Linked DNA regions of Homo sapiens: region 1 is linked to region 2. Evidence: read pairs that join two places in POLR2A ChIA-PET (ENCODE). Cell type or tissue: OCI-LY7. All regions are shown on one strand. Links, peaks and the distances in the headings refer to the core of each region. The heading gives the core; the rest is flanking DNA. Region 1 has its middle 26 kb from the start of ELFN1-AS1. Region 2 overlaps MAD1L1 (mitotic arrest deficient 1 like 1).

What was found. Peaks named below come from ENCODE experiments on the same cell type or tissue, not always from the same donor. Only the 100,000 strongest peaks of a DNase experiment are listed, where the experiment ranks them.
Region 1: POLR2A ChIA-PET joins it to region 2 with 5 read pairs; 1 of 35 experiments calls an interaction of 5 or more read pairs at or near these places.

Annotation. Positions count from the first base shown.
Region 1 is chr7:1,766,591-1,769,494 of GRCh38, forward strand. No RefSeq gene overlaps it. Among named protein-coding and RNA genes, the nearest start is that of ELFN1-AS1, 26 kb to the left of the region's middle. RefSeq lists a silencer at 923-1,217. In OCI-LY7, for the core only: a CTCF peak has its summit at 1,151; DNase peaks (open chromatin) are centred at 1,141 and 2,461.
Region 2 is chr7:2,099,199-2,102,102 of GRCh38, forward strand. The region is part of intron 11 of MAD1L1 (mitotic arrest deficient 1 like 1); the gene reads right to left. Among named protein-coding and RNA genes, the nearest start is that of SNORA114, 12 kb to the left of the region's middle. RefSeq lists an enhancer at 1,261-1,310. In OCI-LY7, for the core only: CTCF peaks have their summits at 354 (motif pointing left), 1,187 (motif pointing right) and 1,387 (motif pointing left); DNase peaks (open chromatin) are centred at 523 and 1,213; H3K4me3 peaks cover 1,056 bases; H3K27ac peaks cover 1,840 bases.

The DNA.
Region 1 (2,904 bases), core at 148-2,647, 330 kb before region 2:
GGCACCTGCCACCATGCCCGGCTAATATTTTGTATTTTTAGTAGAAACGGGGTTTTACTGTGTTAGCCAGGATGGTCTCGATCTCCTGACCTCGTGATCCGCTTGCCTCAGACTCCCAAAGTGCTGGGATTACAGGCGTGAGCCACTGTGCCCGGCCAACCCAGGCTGGTCTTAAACTCTTGGACTCAAGCAATCCTCCGGCCTCAACCTCCCAAGGTGCTGGGATTACAGACGTGAGCCACTGTGCCTGGCTAATTGTTTACTTTGAACCTATTACTCAAACCTAGGAAAATATAAGACCACAAGGTGAAAACCCAAAACAAACTGTGAGCCCAAATCATTCCAAACCTTTGTGAACTTACACACAGAATAAGCATGTGTCACTGTGTGTGTGTGTGTGTGTGTGTGTGTGTGTGTGTGTGTGCTGGGGCCTGGCATGTAACTGGGAATTCTCTGAATTAACTTCACGTCTTCTATGGTGTTTATTAAAGGCTAAGTAGTGCAAACCCACTAAGTAACAGCGTACACACTGCCTCACTTTGCTAGAGCTGCCTTTACAAAGTGCCACACACTAGGAAGCTCCAACAACAGAGACATATTGTCCCACAGCTCAGGAGGCCGGACCCCCAAAAGCAAGGCATGGGCAGGGCTGGTTCCTTCCCAAGGCTGTCAGGGAGAGTCCGTCCCTGGCTCTCTCATTTAGCTTACGATCGTTGGAGGGCAGCCTTGGGTGATCCCTTGGCTTCTAGAAGATTCACCCGATCTCTGCCTTCATCTTTGCATGTGCATCTCTGTCTCTGTGTCCAAATGTCCCCCTTGTAATGGGGTCACTGGTCATATTAGATTAGGGGCCACCCTAATGATTTCGTCTCACCTTGATCATCTGGAAAGACCCTGTTTCCAAACAAGTTCCCGTTCACACGCACTGGCGGTTAGGACTTGAACACTCAACCCATGACACCCACGCACACACGCCACCCATGTCACGTAACCACCACCCAGCCATTTAACTCTGTGTGTGTATGTGCCTGTGCATGTACAACACACACAAACACACACACACACACACACACACACACACACAGAGTTAAAATTCACCAGGGAGAGCAGCAGTTGTTTAGAGCAAAGACACCACAGCGCCCACACGTGCCTCGTTTGAGGTCCTGCAACCAGCTGGCCTGGGGAGCCGGTGACACCACCCACCCCCGTCTGCTCATGCAGCTTCCAGTGGGCTCTGTCACTTCCATCAAGAACAACACCCCAGGGCTACAGGAGCAACACCCCAGTGCCCACTGATATTCACTCTAAGGTCGTGGCATTTTTTCCGAGACCTAAAGCATTTTTAATTTCATGTTATTATTATTTTGAATGGGCTATTTCCCCCATGTTATTCTGATGGCTGTTGCTAATAGGCAGAAAAAAAAGTCTTTAGCTGGGCGCAGTGGCTCATGCCTGTAATCCCAGCACTTTGGGAGGCTGAGGTGGGTGGATTACTTGAGGTTAGGAGTTCAAGACTAGCCCGGCCAACATGGTGAAACCCCGTCTCTAGTAAAAATACAAAAATTAGTCGGGTGTGGTGTGGTGGTGGGCACCTGTAATCCCAGCTACTTGGGAGGCTGAGGCAGAAGAATCACTTGAACCTGGGAGGCAGAGGTTGCAGTGAGCCAAGATCGTGCCACTGCACTCCAGCCTGGGCAACAGAGCAAGACTCCTTCCCCAAAAATAAAAATTATTTTGAAATACATCTTTCTTTTAAAAGTTTGTTTGAATTTACATAGGTAAAAGTCAGCTTTTCTGGTGTGCAATTCTAAGAATCGGACAAATGTACAGAGTCACGCAACCACTGCCAAAATCAAGGTGCAGCTCCTCAAAAATAGCTCTCAGGTGCCGAGCCTCTGCAACCAGCCTTCCTTGAACCCCTTAGCCCGCCCTGTGCCCCTCCCAGTGCTGTTGGCTGCCCGGTCCAGCCACCCTGCGGCATCACCCAGACCCAGGACTCCTCCAGCGGGAACCTTCAGAGGTTCCTTCAGCTGGCGTCTGATTGATCCCAGTAGGTATGTGTGTCATTTTAATTGCTGAGTGGTATTCCTCGGTATGAAGGCATCACGGTTTCCTTATGCACCAGTTGAAGGCTGAGTTCCGTCTTCAGTAAATATGAACAAAACTATGAACTTGCAGGCATCGGTTTTTGTGTGAGCACAATTTTTCAGTTTTCTGGATAGATATCCATGATATTGAGGCAGGAGAATAGAGAATGAAGGTAACCAGGGGTTAAGGGAGAAGCAAAAGACCAGCAGGTGCAGCCAGTTCTAGGCAAGGTGAGGCAGCACACAGGCCGCCTTTAACCTGTGATAACAAGACAGACCCCTCTACTTCAGCCCCTGATTGACTGCGGGCCGAGCCTCCACTTCAGCCTCTGATTGGTCAAAGGCCAATCCTTCATAGGTGGGTAACCAATCGGAGACCTCTAAAGGGCACCGAGGGGGTGGTGCCAAGTTTTCTTGGCCTTATAAAAGCCCTGGGAGCCTTGCAATCAGGAGACTCTTGAGCCACATGCTGGGGCGTCTCTTGCTCCGTGAATTGTGCCTTTTCTCCTCCCCTGTCCTTTCTCTTGTCTTTCTTTGCTTCATTCTCTTGTTGCTTTGTGCGTGCATTTTGTTCCATTCTTTCTTCAACACGCCAAGACCCTGGACAACTCGCAGCCGAGACCTTCCATCCGGCCACCCGTGTTGGCGAGCAGGCCGGGAGGTAAGCCCGAATTTGGGGATGTGTTTTTTTCTTCTTTCTTTGTCGAAGCTGTCATCTGTGGGCGCGGGTTGAGCAGTGAAAAGCCACCAGGGCACCCGCCGCTTGAAGTCTCCGGTGACACGATAACTCGGTCAGGGAACGGGTCGTTCAGGTCCT
Region 2 (2,904 bases), core at 245-2,744:
TCCACCCCGACCGCCAGGTCAACATGCAGCAGCCACAGCCTGTCTCACCTGGACCCACAGCCCCGCCTGCCCTGTGCACTCCGGCGCCCGGCCCACTGTGGAGGGTGCAGGTCAGGTGCTCGCTCTGTTCCTCAACAGGAGTTGTTTCCCGCAGCCCCTGCCGCCTTGGCTTCGTTAGCATTCAACAGCAATTTATTCCTCTCTCGCTGCCTTCTTTTGTGCAGCAGAGATAAGTAATGTTTCTAATCTGTGCTATCTCCCAGCTGCAAATGTTCAAGCACTTTTTTCTTTTTATTTAAAAAAATGAAATCTCATTTTAGATTTGCAAAAGAGACAGCTAGCAATCTTTACTGTACTAACAACCCGCCACCCAGAGGCCAGGCGGGAGCGTGGACGGAAGTGAGCGCATCGGGCTGGGAGACAGCCGAATCTCAGAAGTCAGCACTGGGAGATTCATTTCTCTTCTCTTCAAAAAACCCATTAGACGTGGTTCAGAAGAGGTACTCCTACCCGAGACCCAGGAAGCACCCGGGCCGTGGCTTCCTGTGAACAGTCCTCAGGCGTGAGCTCTCAACCCTGCAGGGAGGAGCCCCTGGTAGGCCATTCTGGCCATGAAACTATCCCCAGTGGGACTGGCTGCCGACTGTGAGGAGTCACCTCCCACCAGCCCAGCCCTCGATGCCCCAGGCATGACTCAGAAGAACCAGCACCAATGCTCTTGGTGTCATCTGGGCTAACCTAGCACATGGATTTTCAAACTTCTCACAGCTCAAGCCAAGGGGCTGGCTGTGAGCTCCTTACAGGTAGAGGTCATTCCTTACACTTCGCCCCCAGCCACACAAAGCCCAAAACCGTCTCAGGGACATGGGCATTTAATAACTACCTGTTGATGGATAAGGACATAGGTGAGAAGCAAATCCCAGGCAACCATTGAGGTTTGAGAGACAGGTGCACACTGCTTTACGACGGCCAGCGCAGTCAGCTGCAAGTACTTTCTGTTCCAGACCAGCAGGGAAAATGAGGAGGAAAAGGTCTCAAAGCCCAGCCTGTTTCTGAGCAGAGCTAGGAATCCCAGCTGACTAGATCTCCGCGTTCTCCTTTACTCTTGAAACTCTATGGCAGAAAGCACGGCCTTTTGACCTTGAGCCTTCTGACAGATAGTAAGAAGCATGCCACAGCCAGGCGCTTCTGAGCGTGAAGCACCTGCTTCCTGGAGGGGGTGCCACACTCCAGACATTACAATGCTGGTGCCTTGCTCTGTGGTACTGCCGCTTTGCTTCTGCTTTACCCTACCCACCTGCCCACCCGGCGCGTCTGCCTCGTCCTGGCAGGACAAGCCCTGAGCGGGCCCTGCACCATCTGCAGGCCTCCTGACACCTGAGAGCAGAGATGCTGTCCGTGTCCTGGGCCCTGGCTGCAAACCGGAAGGCGTCCTTGGAAACGGCCGCACTGGGCCAGCACACAGCAAGCAGGGAGAGTGGGAGCCGCGTCCACCCAAGCCCCAGGTCCTGGCCGCAAATCATCACTTCATCTTGGCAGCTCATTCTGTTTTTATCATCAGTTTTAAATAATTAAGCTGGCCCTGAAGGGGGTTGGAGGGTGGGAGGGGAACAGCTCGTTGCCCAAGGCCAAGCCCCAGCGACTGGAGGCGCGGCTCCAGCATGACTCCTGTCGGGAGGGGCGCAGGGGCCTCCAGTGCCCCCCACCTCCACTCTGCAGACACGCCTGACAACTTGACGTTGGTGTTAAAGTCGTATCATTTCTGTAACAGTGCAGTTATTAACGAAGCCTCATTTGCACGTGTCAGGGGAAGAGAAAAATCACCTAATTAACCACTTTCCCCATCAGCAAGAGGATGGGGGGAGTGCTGCCAATTTGTTTTCAACGGCTTCCTTCCCACCCTCAGAAACTTGCTCCCCTTCAATGGGAAAAAACTCATAATCCTTTGTCACAAGGGACTGGAAAAACCCTAGTTTCCACTGTGGGAACATTCATACACCAAAGAGGATGCGGGCTTTTGTGCTATGGGGTCTGCCCTGGGGGGAAGGGCCACAGCCACTGTGCCTGGCGCGAGACTGGGGCTCCACTCCTAAAGGGTCTCCATTCAGGTGGGTGGCATGAGACTGGGGCTCCACTCCTAAAGGGTCTCCATCCAGGTGGGTGGCATGAGACTGGGGCTCCACTCCTAAAGGGTCTCCATCCAGGTGGGTGGCATGAGACTGGGGCTCCACTCCTAAAGGGTCTCCATCCAGGTGGGTGGCATGAGACTGGGGCTCCACTCCTAAAGGGTCTCCATCCAGGTGGGTGGCATGAGACTGGGGCTCCACTCCTAAAGGGTCTCCATCCAGGTGGGTGGCAGGAGACTGGGGCTCCACTCCTAAAGGGTCTCCATCCGGGTGCCTGGCGTGAGACTGGGGCTCCATTCCTAAAGGGCCTCCATCCAGGAGGCTGTGCACCTGGACCCTGAGAGCCAGTAAAGAACAAAGACGCTTCTTCCCTCAACTTACCAAAGTGAGCAGCCTCTATGCTGCCACCCACCAGACTACCGGCTCCATGCTCACCAAAGTGAACAGCTTCTATGCTGCTCACCCACTAGACTGTTGGCTCCGTGCACACAGGGCCACAGCTGTCTCAGTCACCATCACAGCCCAAGCTGGCCCACGCCTGACACATGCTGGATAAACACATACCAGGCAGGAGAAGGAGGAGTGCAGTCCAGTGCACACAGGGGGCTCTGCAGCTGGGAAGACCCTGACTGGAGGTCTGAATCTGCCATGGGTGGGAGTGGGCAGATCACACAGCCTCGCTGACCTTGGACCCTCCTGTCTGACTCAGGACTGAGTCTCCCCAGCAGAAGAGGCTGAGAGCACAGGATAAGGTGAAAACGCAGGCTAGGTCCTGGCA